Regions from separate parts of the Homo sapiens genome. Here region 1 is linked to region 2. The links are chromatin loops, found by intact Hi-C in ENCODE. Cell type or tissue: Caco-2. All regions are shown on one strand.

The links. Hi-C counts contacts between places; a loop is a spot of excess contacts. Peaks named below come from ENCODE experiments on the same cell type or tissue, not always from the same donor. Only the 100,000 strongest peaks of a DNase experiment are listed, where the experiment ranks them.
Region 1: it touches region 2 in a loop (6-fold over the local background); 2 of 110 quality-filtered maps call a loop at or near these places.

Annotation. Positions count from the first base shown.
Region 1 is chr10:76,110,862-76,118,861 of GRCh38, forward strand. All of the region lies in intron 5 of LRMDA (leucine rich melanocyte differentiation associated), which reads left to right. Among named protein-coding and RNA genes, the nearest start is that of MIR606, 560 kb to the left of the region's middle. RefSeq lists an enhancer at 1,568-2,121. In Caco-2, no CTCF peak of the experiment used is centred here; DNase peaks (open chromatin) are centred at 1,910, 3,290, 3,840 and 4,840.
Region 2 is chr10:76,187,913-76,195,912 of GRCh38, forward strand. The region is part of intron 5 of LRMDA (leucine rich melanocyte differentiation associated); the gene reads left to right. Among named protein-coding and RNA genes, the nearest start is that of MIR606, 640 kb to the left of the region's middle. In Caco-2, no CTCF peak of the experiment used is centred here; DNase peaks (open chromatin) are centred at 3,039 and 3,589.

The DNA of each region.
Region 1 (8,000 bases), 77 kb before region 2:
AAAGAGTGTATTCACTACCATAGCCTGCACCACCATGCTTCACCTCATCCCACTGCCTACAGCCCAGCTCCATCTTATACCATCAGCATCCCTGTCCCTACCCCCTACTCATCTACTTTTTAGTCCCTCTGAAGTGTCATTCTCCATCCACAACGGGCCTTTGTTCATTTTGTTTTTTTTTCTCTGCATGCCACATCTGAAATCCCTTCTCTCAGTAACCTAAATCAACTTTGTCCTTCTCATCCTCCAGTTCTTAGCTTGTTATCACTTCCCCTGGGCAGCCTTCCTCCAAGACCAGACCAGATCCTGCTATTTTATGGATCCTCAAAGCAGCCTGTACCTCTCCTTCCTAGCCCTTGTCACCTTTGTGATTTAACATGTCTTTATGTGTTATTTTGCTTCTCTGCTTCCTTAAATAAGCTCCTCAGGACAGGGACCGTATCTTTTTTGCTCATCATTGATATCCTTAGCACCCAGCATAATGCTTGGACGAAGTCCGTACTCAATACCCATCTACTGAATGGAAAAGACTTTGGCAGAAGAAAATGAAGTCAACCACTTGCTCCTCAGACCTGGGTCGAGCAAGCCACCACACCTAAATGTTCAAGTTAGAATCAAGAAAGTTCATTTGAAAGTCATGATTCAGGTTTCCAGCATAAATTATATGCAGTTGTGCAAACATGTCAAAGTTTAGTAAATTGAATTTGTTTAATGTAAACAACTTTTGACCAAAATAATAACACAGCTTTAGAAAAAGACATTAGGCACCCACTTTTGAAGAGTTTGTATAATTTAACACACAAGAAAACTTTACTGTAATTATATGCAGACGTATACAAAGGATAAATGTTATTTACTTGCTCCACCCTCCATAAAATAAACCTCCAACCATGCTTCAGCTTGCTGCATTAATCCTAATTTAGAAATCACCCCCGCCGAAATGGGGGTGGGGGGGGGCGCATGGTGGGCTCTCATCTTTTCTTCGCGTCAAAATTAGCCGTTTAAATTAGAACCACGTTGGGAGCGTAGGTGACGCCAACGTTGCGGCACCAGTCCGGGGAGCACTTAAAAGTAGCCACCTGAAGTTAATTAAAACCTTACCTGTCAAACCCAGTATGGCTACATTTGAAAATCTTTAATGTAATTAAGAGAAGCACATTATGGGAGGTCAAGTGACTTTCTTTTTGAATTCCACTTCTAATCTGTCGTCAAATGGATGGAAATTGCCGGCCGAGGGAGTTAATGAAAGCTGCATGAGCGAGCAAGGGAGCAGGAGGAGGGGCTGGCAGCCTGGAGGAGCTGGCGGGAGGGCGGACGGGGACCCCTGTCTCCTTCTAGCGGCGAGGAATGAGCCTGGGGGAGCCCCACCGGGCAACTTCCCTTCTGCCAGGAGGCTCTGGGTGGGGGGTTCATTCAGCCCCTCTCCCTGAGCACACTGGGGGCATGCAGGAGCAGGGTATGGGGCGTCTGCGCAGCTCCCTGCTTATCGCTAAGTGAGATCTGTGGCCAGGACGGCGGGGCCTGGACAGAGTGGAGCCGGCGCCGGCCCTCGTCACCCTTCACTCAGAGCCGCCTGATTAGCATCAGGGTTCCGCTCGCCTCTTGCACGGATCCCCCAAAGAGCCGGTGGGGAGGGGGGCGCTTCCACGCGGAGCCTCAGCTGTGCAGCGCCTGACCCCAAGCCCGTCAGGGGGAAGGTCTCCCAGGTCCGCAGCCTTCAGCACCCTGGATCTGGGGAAGCCCCAAGAGGCCCTGGTACTGCCCTGGATTTTCTTCTGGGCATGTGGGCTTCTGGGCCACTAAACCCATCTCCTACTGCACTAGGTAGGTCCGGCTCCCGGAGCCCCCAGTGCAATCTTAATGCCAGAACGCTGCCTTTTGGAGATTAAATCACTTAATGCTTTGCTGTGTGTTCTAGCCTGAGGGTGCTGTTGACAGAAGGCAGAGTTTTTCTCTCTGGTTGCTGCTTCTCTCTCTCTTTTTTCTTTTTGCATTGCGTTTGTCTGTATCAGCAGAGGTATCTGTGTTTGAAAAAGGATTAACTCCCTCAGAATGTTGCCACTTAAGTTTTGCCCCTGCCTTGGAAACTGACATGAGAATAAACAACATATTAAGTCTTCACAGAACACTGGTACCAAGAAGTTTCCAAACCAGAGGACTTAACCTCCTTAATCCAGGCCTTTTCCCTTTGACTTCCTCCTGTTAGTCCGAGCATGGGCAGAAGGCATCAGTGGGGAGAGGAGTGTAAATCTTCTAGTTTGGAAATCTCTTCCATACTCCATGGAAAACATTGGGTGTCTCCTGTGGGGCCAGTGTGGTGAGTTACTTGGAACAGAATGGGCAATCTAGTAGGCGTTGAAATATTCAGAAGCATCTCATAGTGTCTTAGAAGATCCAAGACCTAGCCCGATGGGTCTTCTCTGTTATTAGAATTGTGTGGAAGGGTGGCAGACGCAGTTGAGGGGATGGGATGCTGAGAGACAAGGCATTTATTAAAACGACCTCTAGAGACTTTTTTTTTTCCACTGGGCTTGAATTTCTTGGGCTTGGAGAGTTGTCACTACCCCATATGAAAAATGGAAGAGATGAGTGAGAGGAAAGAAGATGAGGGGGGAAAAAACCAACCTGAGAGTGGTTTAAAATCAGAACAGAGTGTTGGTGAGAGTCAGTTTCCAAGGGTCGCCTCTTCATGCTGTATTGCTTTTTCTTGACCAATGAAAAGCCCCCTTTTTCAGATTTCCCCCCATTTCTCATCCATAGCAGAAAGGGCAGTGCTTCTAGAAATTGAGATGTGTCTCCAGGTAAAAGCCACACAAGGCAGTGGGAAGGGATGTGGCTGTCCCCAGCCTCCATTTGATGCCGCGTTTCTCTCCCAGCCACAAGTTCACAGGTAAAAGTGAAAAGTTGCTCTGGACGTCCCTTCCAAAGAGAGCTGTCTGCTCGCCATGGCAACCTTTTCCTGGGGTCTCTGGCTGTCAAGAACGGGGTGCAAAGTTCACAGAGCTCAGCATTGTGCCCTCCTCTCTTCTTGTCCCTTTTTTCCTGAAGGGATCGAGGTTGGTTTGCAGCACAGTTTAAAGCGAAGATGCCAAATGAAAAGTTCCTCGTTTTAAGTTGGTGCTTATACAAAGCTGCTTTGTGGTTTTTTTCGGCCTGTCAGACTTGTCAGGCCTAGTAAGAAAAAGTATATTGTTTCCAGCACTTGGATTCCTTTCTCCCTGACATCTGCCACTCTGTAAAGATGATAAATTCCTGCCTCATTAGCCAAGGGTGTGGGATTACAGGCTGACAACACATTAATCACCAGCCTCTGTGGCAGGCTGACTAGCAATAGGCATTGTTAACAAAACTTTTCTAATATGTCACTCTTCTCTATGACAGCCTGTAATCAATCATTGTGATTGACGGCGCTGATAGATTACACTATTTATACTTTGTGTAATGAAAGATAGTGTTTCCACCTACTGTCATTTCTGGGCTAGTGGTAGAGGATCAGTAAATGGAAACAAACATAACAACAGGGCAAGCCCTCATTCACCCCAAAATATCCATAGAACTACCCCACCTTCCCAAGTCCTAGGCTTGGCTTCCACTTTTGGAAGTGAAAAAGGGCCCATCCTGGAACTCTGGCAATCATTCTGGGATGAGGGGTAGTGGTGGGGGCACCTGGAAGGACAGAGGTAATTTGGATTTTCACAGAGAGAGCTCTTTGCAAAGGATACGATCCCAGGTATTGATAGGTCGAGTTTACATAGGTAGGAGAGTCCCCAAGCAGCCCCTTTCCTTCCCCTCATCAGCTTACGTGTGTGCAGCTGAGCGTTGAGTGCCTCCTCCCCTGCCAGATGAGAGATGATTTAGATGTTGATAAAATATTTGTTCTTTCCTGGCTCTGAGGGCAAATATTATCTTTGTTTCCCATAATCGTAAGGCGCTGCAAAAGTCAACAGCACCCAGAGCAAGTACAAAACCAACACTCGGAGAGAAGCCCTTTCTGGAGGCCTTTGCCAGGGCTTGCTTGTCCCCCCTGAAGCTCAGAAAATTTCAAACAGGATACGAATGAATCAGCTGAGCTGAAATGTGTTCTGACTCTCACATCCTCGGTATTTTTGGAGGGTCCTTTCAGTCATTTTTATTTTGGTCTGGAAAGCATTCGTAAAGGATACAAGCTGTTTTTGCTTTGCTGGAAGTTATTATTTCAATAGAGTGACAAGGAGGCTCCTGGGCTAGCATCCTAAGAGGGGAGCATCTTTCCTCGTGTTGGGGCCATTTCCAGGCAATTTGGCCACAAGTGCCTGTTTTAATGAATCACTTTAAAAATGATTGTGGTATTTAATTTTCCTTACTATTGATTAAACACAAGAAAATACTCCTTTATTACTTCTTTAAGGTGGTTAGGGAGATTGCTCATAGGTATATAAATCTTCATTTGACTCTTCAGTACAAGCACAGATGTGCGATTCCCTGCCTTCCCATTCAATGCATTTTTGATCTTTGCGTCTCTGCATTATATGTGGATTGGCGAGGCCAAGAGAGGAGAGTAGTAAGGAAGCAGAGTCGTCGTCCTCCTCCTGAACGCTGTGGTGTTGATAGGCATCAGACACTTTAGGTCACCCTGCCAGTTGGCAAAGCAAAAGGAACCTGAGACCTACCCCTAGTGAAATTGCCTTAGAGGCGGATGAGATGGGAGGAGGTGCAGGGAGACAGGGAGCTAAACTTTAATCTCTCTGTGAAGTTTGAGTGAGCCCAGGATGATTAATGAGAGAGCAGACCATCTGATTAAGCCCCTCTGTGTCATAGAACATGATTAGTAGGTGACAGAGATGGTAACAGTATCCAGCCAAACCCTTGTTTCTTTCACAGCTCCGGCTGTTATATGATTAATGTCCCCAAGGGCTATCTTGGGGTCAGGCAGGGGAACCTGTCAGAACAGGTGGAAGTGACAAAATGGGCAGAAACTCCTAAGGGGGACTGGAGTGGTGAGGGAGAAAATGGAGGGGGCAGGGCAGCCAGATGGAGCCGGCGACCTTTCTCTGATCCAAGCAGGCACAGAGATCATCGTGGGAATGGAAACGAGGAAGAATCACAAAACTGCAGATGTTTCCCAGGTCCTCAATGCATCAAGTACTGCCAGCTCAGACTTGTGGGAAGCACAGTGTGACACGGCGCGTTATCACTCGTGGTTTATGTTCTGAGATGGAATGGGATGGGGCCACTGCAGGCCCTGTGGGTATGAATGTGGGATGCCCGCACCTGTGCCTGTGTAAGCATGAGTGTTTGTGCAGGTACACTAGGACAAGTGCTCCACTCTGCTGGGGGATTAAGTATGTATCAAACGGGTAGAGCTGATATTTCAATTTACTGCTTTCTGGGGCCAACACCTATACATTGTCTTGACTGTGCTACTTAGAAAAGATAATATGGGAAAATAACATGGATTTACAGAATTGAAAGTTTTAATTCTGTAAATTTACAGAATCAAAAGGTTTTTAGATTTAAAGTGAACTGTAGAAATCCCTAATTCAGATAATCCAGATTACAGGTGAGAAATCTGAGGTTCAGAGAAGGTAATGACTTGCCCAGTGGAAGTCAAGACTAGAACCCCAGGCTTCCTATTTCCGGTTTCATATACTAAACCCTTGATGAGTCTGTTGGTAGGAAGCCTCAGACCTTTTCATTAGATGTGAGTTTCCCAGCAAGACTTGAGTCTTTACTCTCCTTATCATATTCCCTCTTTCCCTTCCTAGAAGCACTTTGACCTCCCGGTCAAAGGTTTAAACCTCAGTTGAAATGGAGTCTCATTAAGTCCTTTTGGGCAAGCAGCCTTCCCAGATGTCAACTTTGAGAGGAGACTATGCTCTCAAGGCAGCCGTTTTGATTGACAGGAGTCCTGAGGGTAGCCATTTTTACATTAAAGGGAAACTGGTTTGTATTGAGTTTCATCTGGTGAGCCTGGCTTCTCTTCTTCCACCTTTGATGCCCTATGTGTCTGTTACATACATTCAAGAGTCATTCCCGGGCTCTAATGGGGTCTGGGAGAACTTTCATCTCAGCCATTTTCCAGGGCTCTCTTGGGTAACCAGTTTCCCTTTGTTATTCACGTCTATCCAATAACTCTTGCTCTTATGTTCACACAATAATAATAATAACTGGGTTAGAACCTGGGCTGGGCAGTGACCAGCCCCCTACATCTGCTTGATCTCTAATGCAGGAGTTTACAAATTGGAAATCTTTGCTAGCTAGGAAAAAGATCACCTTGCAGTAGGATTTTATCCATACCAACAGTGCTCGTGCTTCAGTGAGTTGCAACTGTGGACTTAATGGCAAAGCTGCACTCAGTGTTATGATCACGAAGGAGGGAGAAGGAAGAATGGAGATTGTATTGGATTTTACTAAATTGTGTCAGTGAGGGAGTAAGTTGAATAAGAGACCCAACCAGGGCATATTCATAACTCTGTCTCCTGACAGTGGTTGATTATGTACAATTTTGATGTTGATTATCTTTAAATAGCTCTTCTTGTTGTGGGACAAACTGGGAGATCTACCTCACATGAGGGTAAAGTACAAAGGATACTAAAATCTTCCCAGAGTAGAGTCCCCATGATTCTGTAGCATAGGCTTTGGGGGATCAATTATGGATAAATAAATGTTCATTAGCTTCAGAGCTCTAGTATATGATTTTTGTCATGGGTTTCACCTCAGCATCATACAGCCTTTCCAGGCCAAGAAGAGAATGACCTAGTGCTCCAAAAACAGTCACTTAAAGACTGGCTCTGTGGCCTTCGAGTGAGTTATATAAAATACAACCAAGATGAGACTGAGTGCTTTCCATGGTCAAAGGGAATCATCTAGGACCAAACTTTTCTGTGAGCTGATAGAAAAATTTGAGCAAACTTTGGCAGACTGATCCAAGAAGATACTTAGCCTTTACTGTAGTATTCAGGATATTGTCAGACATTCTGGTGTAGTGTGGTGGTGGTGAAGTGGTGATATGTTTTAGTACAGAGTTCATTGGTTGCTTTGGAGGATCATGAAGTGCTTGTGCCTTTCCCCTATTGCTATATAGGCTGAGATGCCAAAAATTCAGGCTTTCATAACCCACAATAAAACCTCATCTTTTCCAAGATGTTGACCCATTCCCTCTGTGCACACTGCTTTATGGTAGAGACTTCCTGGTAGAGCCATGCTGTTGTGGAGGTGACTCCCAGCTTTGCTTTTAGTAGGCCCTAAGGATACTTTGGGGTGTCACCATGACTCACTGGTAAAATTTGGGAATCATTTTATGAGAGAGGCCACAAGCAAATGGTGACTAATGATACAGTACTGAAGTTTGTGAATGATGTACATTCATGTAAATTAGACCAGATTCACTTTGGCTGCCTTCCTCTGTAATTTCTTGAGCAGAGAGAGAGGAGTGGAGTTAATTAACTTAGGGAGAATCACATCTCACCTTAAGGGAGCCCTTGGGAGTGGGTTGGGCTCTATAAAATCATCCTCCAAGCACTTGGGCAGAGACATGTTTGAGAACTTCTATATTAAGATATAGTGTGCTAATGTTATTACCCAATCAGAGTGTGTGACAAATAGTTTAATGAAGAACAGCAAATGTTCTGGGTAGCAGGTATTCCTTTACTTAAAGGCGAAGATGAGCTATATTTAAAATTCAGGAAATGCAAACTTAGGTCCATTTGAGGCTAATACATACACAAGATTCTGCCTTTTCATGACAGAGGAAAACATAAGAAAAATGTAGAGTGCAGGAGACATTCATTTATCTTGGAGGAGAAGACCATTCTGTGGCCCCATCAGCCTGGACTCCCAAGCCCAGGGTACCAAGCCCTCTTATTCCCTTTTGCATTAAAAACATCACAATCATATCTTTTTTATCCTGTTATTTATTTTTGAGACTCTGAAAATGGATTTCTTTTGTGGGTGGTTGTTTAAAGAAACCAGCACAGAAAAATCAGCCTGTGCAAATACACTTTTTTTTTTTTTTTTTTTTT
Region 2 (8,000 bases):
GAGGGTGTCATTCTCCTAGTTCCCAGGCACCTAGGCTGATTCATTGCAGCATTAGGAGTGGTTAATGGCAATTGAAGTAGCAGCAGTTTTTGGCAGCAAGCAGGACCCCACCAGAGACCCTGGGTAACTCCCAGGTGTTATTGCAACCTGTCTGGCTTTCGATGGAGCTCACTGGTTTTCCCATCAAGCTATCTGCCAGTCTCCTGCTTTCATTTCCTGGGCAGAGATTCAGAGGTCAGCCGGAAACCCCTTTGCATTGCTGCAGAGGGGCTGATGCATCCATTGATTCTCATATTTGGTTTTGATCACAGATTGAAATTAGATTGCTTCCTTTCCTGGCTGGGATTATGATAGCACTCTGTAGTTTAAGAAAATTTATTCACTGTGCGTTTTGTTTCTTGAAAAGCCAGATAATTTGTTTCTGTCCTCTACTCAAAGAAACTCAGTGAGGACTGGCCAGACTCCAGGAGTAATGAGGTGATGGTGAGAAAAACACCACCCAAAGACATGAATCTTTATTAGACCCTTCTTGTTGTGTTGGTGGCAATATTGCAGTGCACAAGGTGATGGGTCTTGATTTCCTTCTGGCTTGACTGGGGTCGGCTAGTTCCCTCTTGCGGGGCCTTTGTATCCCAGATGGTGGAATGTGTCTAAGTTTGGCAACCCATATTCACCTGATGGAATAACACTTCCAAAGTGTACATACAACTGAGAAGATGGAGGGGGTTTAGCACTCACGTTCTGGGCCATGTGTAGATTTGTGTTTTCATTTTCAAGTTGTCTTCAAGCTCCTCTAGGGAGGATGAGTGGATGGAAGGGAATGTTTTATCTGTATTTGTAGGGAGCTTCCTGAGACTCCAAAGGCTGGAATCCTGTGACTGAAACTTGTTACAAAGAATAAAGTAATAGAGAGGTGTTCAAACCCAAGAGGAGGAGGATGGTTCCCAAAATTTCTCAGTTCTTCATACCCTTTGTTTCTCAGTCATTTTTTTTCACAATGCCTCTAGGCGAATGATTGCATGTACACACACACACACACACACACACACACACACACAGTTCTGTTTATTAAGTAGTTAGATCCCAATAAGTTAATTTATGTCTTAACAGCTTAGTAGCCATTTGAAAAAATAGGTATACATTGAAAGAAAATGTTTTTATTAGGCCAGGCGTGGTGACTCATGCCTGTAATGCCAGCACTTTTGGAAGCTGAGGCGGGTGGATCACTTGAGGTTGGGAGTTTGAGACCAGCCTGCCCAAGATGGTGAAACCCCATCTCTACTAAAAATACAAAATTAGCTGGGCATGGTGGTGTGTGCCTGTCATCCCAGCTACTTGGGAGGCTGAGGCAGGAGAATCGCTTTGACGCTGGAGTCGGAAGTTTCAGTGAGCTAAGATTGTGCGACTGCACTCCAGCCTGGGTGACAGAGCGAGATTCTGTCTCAAAAAAAAAAAAGTTTTTATTCTTAAATAACCAAATTAGTTACCAGTGAGATGTGTGTACCTGTTGGGTACTGCACAGCATCACAAATCTTGGAATCAGGTTGGACAGTACCACCCTGTTTTTGTGTTCCCCACTGATTTTCATGCAGTACTTGCTTTTTATCACAGCAACCACTGAAATCTCACTTTTGAAAAGATATGGCATAATCAGAAGGAATGTAGCATGATCTAATGTTGACACTGAGAACTACATTGACCTACTGGTTTGCAGAGTGACAGATGTCATGTATTGCTGTATTTTCCTTGAAAATTTAACATATTTCAAAATTAAGTTCAAATTAATTTAAATGTCCCACAGTGTTCCTATGTGTTTGCTGTGGTGACCCAGGGCCCTTCAGCATACAGCTGGGAGCCTAGATCCTGAGCACAAGATGCTCTCAGATAATCCAAAACCTGGAGGAAAGGAGTGCTTGTCTAGTCTCCTGTCCTTATAGTGGCTTTCAGGCTCACCTCTGACCCACCACTAAAGGAAGATGCGCCCTGCACACAGTGCATCAAATTTTATGATTCTAGAGGGTGAAGTGAAATCTGGCTACGCACCGCAACTAGTAGCCCTGCACTGGGTTCCTCCTTGGTAGCCAGCTCCAACAGGTACTGTGGGACTTGTTTCTTGTGCTAGCATAGCCTCGACCTCAAGGAAGAAGCAATCTTGGGGAGACTGTCACAAGCTCAAGGTGGACAAAGATTCTCTGTCTGAAGGCTCACAATTCAAACTGGTCATTTTTGCAGAATGCTTCTCTTTCCTCGGCACAAATGAGAGAAATTGAACTGGATTAAGTAATTAAACAATGATTACATTTAATTAAATTAGGATTTAAAAAAAAAATTTCCACTCGGATTTTTCTAAAGTGGCATCATTTTCAAGCTGAACAAGAATACGCCCTGGAAGTACAGGAAAAGACTTCTGTGCAAAATTGGCAACAGAATCCCTAAATGCAAGTTCTGGGGGTCTAGGGATTAAATGAGAATAATTTAAATGGGAAAAGGCCACTTTGCCTCCAGTGGAATGAAAACCTTTTTCAAGGTTTACATTTCTGACAATTTTGGTAAATCTTCATGTTTTGATTTGACTGCCAGTGACTGGACATTTTCCTTTGGAGGCCTAGGGCCTGAACACATTCTGTCAAGTTTATTATCCAAGGAGGAGATTCCTTTCAGTCCCAGATGGGTGTGTGGTAGCAGGTGGGAATTGCCATTGAAAAGTTGGGAGACCCTAAATCTCTTTTCATCAGATCTGAATGTTGGTGGCAATATAGAAATGCATTGAAGTGTTTCTAACAAAGCTGCCCTCCCTGCCTAGCATTCAGAGGGGGAAAGAGGGTATTTTGCACCATGACAACAGGTGACCTCTATTTGGAATTGTCAACAAACATTAATAGGCCTTCCAAAACACATACGCTGTAATATAAGGGATTGGTTGCCTGAAGGGAGGGCCGGGTATTCAGCAGCACTGGGGCAGCTCTTACAGGATGTCAGCAGACGTGGTTAATTGGTAATGATTAGGGCTGTCTGCAAGCTGATTCCCTAAGTTTGGTGAACACATAATTGTTGTATGTAACCCCGAGCGGCTTTGCTCTTTCATCTATATGAAGAGATCAGAAAAGAGAGATTTACGGCTTAGGTTGCCCCAAGCCACACATAGCAGGCTTAATTTTCCTTTCCAAGGGAATTTGAAGACTGCTGTTGTGACTAGTTCTCTGTGGCTTATATGGTATGTTGAGGTCACCTGCGAGTTTTTGTTAAATGATTGATTGACTGAAATTAATTATTCTGTCAGAGCTGTAATGGCGGTAAGATGGGGTGCACTGATAAATACAAAAGCTAAAGTGATTCTTATAAATGCACTATGTCTCTTTCTATTTAAATAAATCAGACAGAATACATAGATCCTGGATGGTGTTGAGTGTCCCCTCCCCATTTTCCTCTATAGCCCTGAGCTGTTTTCTTTCCAAATCTGAAGCTTTGAAATGAGCGGCTATTTACTCAATTTAACTGCAGGATATTTGAATCCTTTGTCACTTCATTCCTTCTAACCTTTCCCCAAACACCTCAGCCCCTGATAAGAGGCTGATGCCCATGACTGCCTTAGATTAAATCAACTGAATTGAGAGTCTGTGTTTGAGCTAATGGCTAGGCAACTTGGGGAATGTGGCTGGTGAGTTGGAGAGTGGATAGAAGGCAGGTGTTTGCTTCTAAATGTCAGATTTCTGAGGCATGGAAACCACCCTGTAGGGCCCTTTTAGGAGGGCAGTGAAAGCAGCTGTTTAGTGACAGACTGTCTGCAGTTTGGGTCCTTAAATCCCATGAAGGGATTCCAGTGGCTGGTTAAGGAAATGCCAAAATGACTCTTTCGATTACCTTGCAAAGGGCATGAGATTATTTATAAGTGATGTATCCAACTTACTTCCAAGTCACTGGAAACGATCGTTAGAAAAAGCCTTTTCCCACACAGGCCCTGATCATGACAAAGGTTCCAGGACATCTTCTGGGAGTGGCACCAGGTTCAAAATGAGCAAGAACACATGGGAGGTACAGAAAAAGACTTGTGGGCAAATTGGCCAAGACAGCAGAATAACAAACCCAGGTCTCGCGTGCGGTATGCCTGTGGGGAAAACATCTATGGAGTAGGGTCGTCTAGTCCTTTGTGTAAGTGTGAAAAACTTGTTGGCATTGGATAGGGTGATATGCTTCCCAAGTCTGTTACCAACACTCCTAAGTTAAAAGTAAACAGCAGTCACTTGCTTCCTTGGTTCTTAGATTCTAGTGTGCTCTTTTAGAATATTCTAGAGTGCTTGTTAAATATGCAGATTCCTGGGAACCACCTCCAGTGAGTCTAATTTCTTAGATATGACACAGAGCTTGGGACTCTTCATTTTCTTCAGTAAGTTCCATGGTGATTTTGGTGCAGATTGTCCCAACTGTCCAGTTCTTTATTTAACAATTGATCAGACCAGGGGCCAAGAGAAGAAACTACAGCTGTTCCATTTGACAAAAATAGCCCTCCAAAAGGCCTGCGACTAGTCAACATGCAGATGGAACTTCTTGAGTTTGAGTAATTTTACGCATCTTAAGATCAGCCCTGGCTATTTCAATGCCAATCATCTTGAGGTATACCAGCTATTGAATGCATGGCTCCCTGAATATCTCAGAAAATGAAATGGTTAAAATAGGAGGGGTATTGAAAATTGCTGTTTCTTGTTGATAGTTAAAATTTCATTGGCTGGATGTGATTTAAGCAGCAACATAAGATTCATTTAAACTGTCATAAATTAAGACATCCTATTATGGAGGGAAATTTTTTAGAAATCTTTCCCAGCAATTTCTAAAAAGAGTAGGACTAACTTGGAACTCTTTGTAGTCATTCCTGCTAAAGGTAAGAATGGGCGTGCTCTCTCTAGTCTATTACCCTGTGATTTAGTTAGGTAGAGCTCAGACTTGCACTGCTCCGAACAATGTGTTGTGAAGTTAAATTGAAGGCCTGAAAAGGTATGCATATATCCCACTACTTTATGAACTCTGTGACTCATAATGCCTTACAATATATTTGAAAGCAAATTAAAGACTTTATAAAATGTTTTTAAGTATGCCCCTCCTCTTTTAAAACATTTATGGCTTCTATAAATGCTATATAAAATGCTTTGGAGAGTGGTCATCGCTGGACTAAGGCTAGGTTGCATAAATATTTAGTTAGAGATATGAGCGTGTTTCTTGAAGCTGTACATGTGTCGGAGTTTCCTTGCTGTTCCTGCAAAGTCAGGCCTGTTAGCAATGTGATGGAAGATAAAGGAAGCGGGGAGCCAAGATGGAAATGCATATTTGCCATCGCAGGGGATAGTGCTCCATTAAAGTATCACTGTTTTTGTTTCTGTACTTAAAAAATTTAAACATGTCTTTGATTGCAGACTGTTTTCATTGTGTCATTTTAAATAATAATTAGGCTCCCTGCTTCAATCATTCTCTTTTAAAGTGATTTCGGAAGTCCATGACTGGAAAGATCCGGTATTTAAAGGAAAGGCACCTCTGAGGCTAACAACTGGTGGTGTCATTTGACCAAGAACTTTCCCAGAAAATTCATCTGGGGATCCTTAGGCTCTTTTAGAATATTGAGTTTTGTTTTATTGTTATTTTTAATCCCAAATACACCAGATGTTATTATTATCGCATATCTCTGGGAAGAGAAGAAGCTAAGATGAATGTGCCCTTATTTTTTATGTACTTCTAGTAGCTGTGCAATCTTCAATGACAGTGAACAGAATATATGCCCATGAAACTGACCAGAAAACAAAAATGTGTTGCTGTCTGCAATGTGCCAGTCACTGTGATAGGCAGTGAGCTTCAAAAATGAGTAAAGCATGGCCCTAGGGAGTCAGAGATCCAAGCAGAAAATTATAGTAAAATGTGATAAAATGTGTATAAGGAGAGGCCTGCAGCAGGAGAAGCTAATTCTAACTGGAGCTTTCAGGAGAAATGATGACTGTAAAGTGAGGAGGTAGAATCTGTGTATTCATTATTTAGCTTGAAAGCACTAACTTGCGTCAACCCATACTTGATATTTTGATGGTGGACAAATAATGGCATTTATTCAGGCAGGGAGTAGAGCCAGTGCAAAGGTACAGAGACTTGAAGGGACAGGATATAGCAGAAAATTAGTGGTGTGCAGTATTGCTTGAGCAACATTTGCAAGGAGGTTGGGGTTACCACTGGGCTAAGAGGTATACAGGGACTAGAGTATGAAGAATTTTGAGTCTGTTGCAGAAGTGCTTAGATTTGGCCTGTTTGTAGTAGGGGAACCACTGAGTTATTTCGGATGGACAAGAACAGGATAAGATTTGTGTTTTGAGAAAAAGTTTTTGGAATCAGGAGCATCTCAATTGCATCCCATGCCCTTGGAAAATGGAAGGGAAAATCTGAGGCTCCTAACACTTCTTTCCTGACATCTGCTTCCATTATTTTTTTGTCATGGGGCAGTCAGGGATGCCTGGGCTCTAACACTGTTTGGGTATCCGGGTACACAAGGTAGGATGAAGAGAGAAAGGAATGAAGAGTAGAAAAATGAACATAATAGAATTATGAGCTTGAATCTCACATAGGCTCACATGTCCAGGCATTATTTTGCTGCTTTGATAATACTTGTGGCACACATGGGAATCCTGAAAGGTGCAAAGTCTCATGTTGGATCTGTAAGATGTAGCTTCTTAGCTTATGAGGCAGTTGGAAAACGTTAGGCTTTGTTCTCTCCAGTGCTTAAGTTATTCACTGGAAGTGCTCTAGCTACCATATCAACCTGTCTCTGCAGACAGACCATGGGTCAGACACTTGGATGGAAAGTCCAATATGTGCTTGATGATCCAGAAAGGAGTTATATGAAAAAGGAATTTTTTATCAAAAGGCCACAAAATACTCTATCAAACAAAGTCAAGCAAGCTTCCTTTCTTTGCAGCTTCTCAAGCCTTTAATGTTCCAAAGTACAATATGAATCTCCAAGACAATGATGGAATGTGTCCTAATTTTATATAATTTCCTAAAATTATTTGTGAAAACTTATTTTTTTCTACAAAGCATCTTGTGAAACTTGTGTTTCCTGGGATGCTCTTTGGTCAAAGCCACTCTTGAGATTCATTTTTACAGGCCTCCTAATTGTACATTGAATGGAATTCCCTTCATCAAAAGTTGTGCCTACTCAGTTCCTAAAATGCCAGAGGGAGTGAAAACCAGACCATTCAGCAAAAACAAAAGGTGCCCCCTACTAATAATTTGACATCATGTTGGTGAAACAAAGGCTTGCATTCCTCCCATTCTAACTGGTTGCTTTTGCAAAGACACAACTTCCGGTTCTGGTGGGCAGAATGGGGTCTGTTGGGAAGGTTCCAGCAAAAGGCAACTCTTCTTGACCTTGTACCATTGAAAGTCACAGAGCTATTAAAGTAGCGACCAGGGCATTCAGAAGAGCTGTGACTAGGCATAATGTGCCTTTTGAGGGTGACCATTCATTTGTCCATCTAATTAGCACTCAGCACCTTTGATTGCCCCATACATCTTTAAAAAATTCAAATAGGTAGTGAAAACTGCTTGGATTGCAGGGCTCAGATGAAAATTGAGGCCTGGCCTTGTATTTATGGAGGTTTCTTCTTTCCAGGACGTCTTACCTGTTTCCTTAGCCCTGTTCTCAGTAATGCCTGCCACAAAGAACCCCATAAATTTAGCATTTGCAGCTATAAGTTTGTCATTCTTTTCTTGAAATAAGATAAGGGTACTATTATAAAACAGCAGAAGGCTGAATGTGAGAGCAGCCGACATATTGTTGACTGATTCATCTGGGGCATTTAGTTCTTCAAAATGGAAAAACAAAATAGGGTCTAAAAAGCAAACACAGTAAATTAAAGGAATGTTATTCTATGCATAGAACAGCTGTTTTAATACTTGCTTGGTAGGGTCATGTGACTGACCCACTTCTTTTAGGATAAAATATGTCTTCCTCTAAGGTTATTATTAAAGAC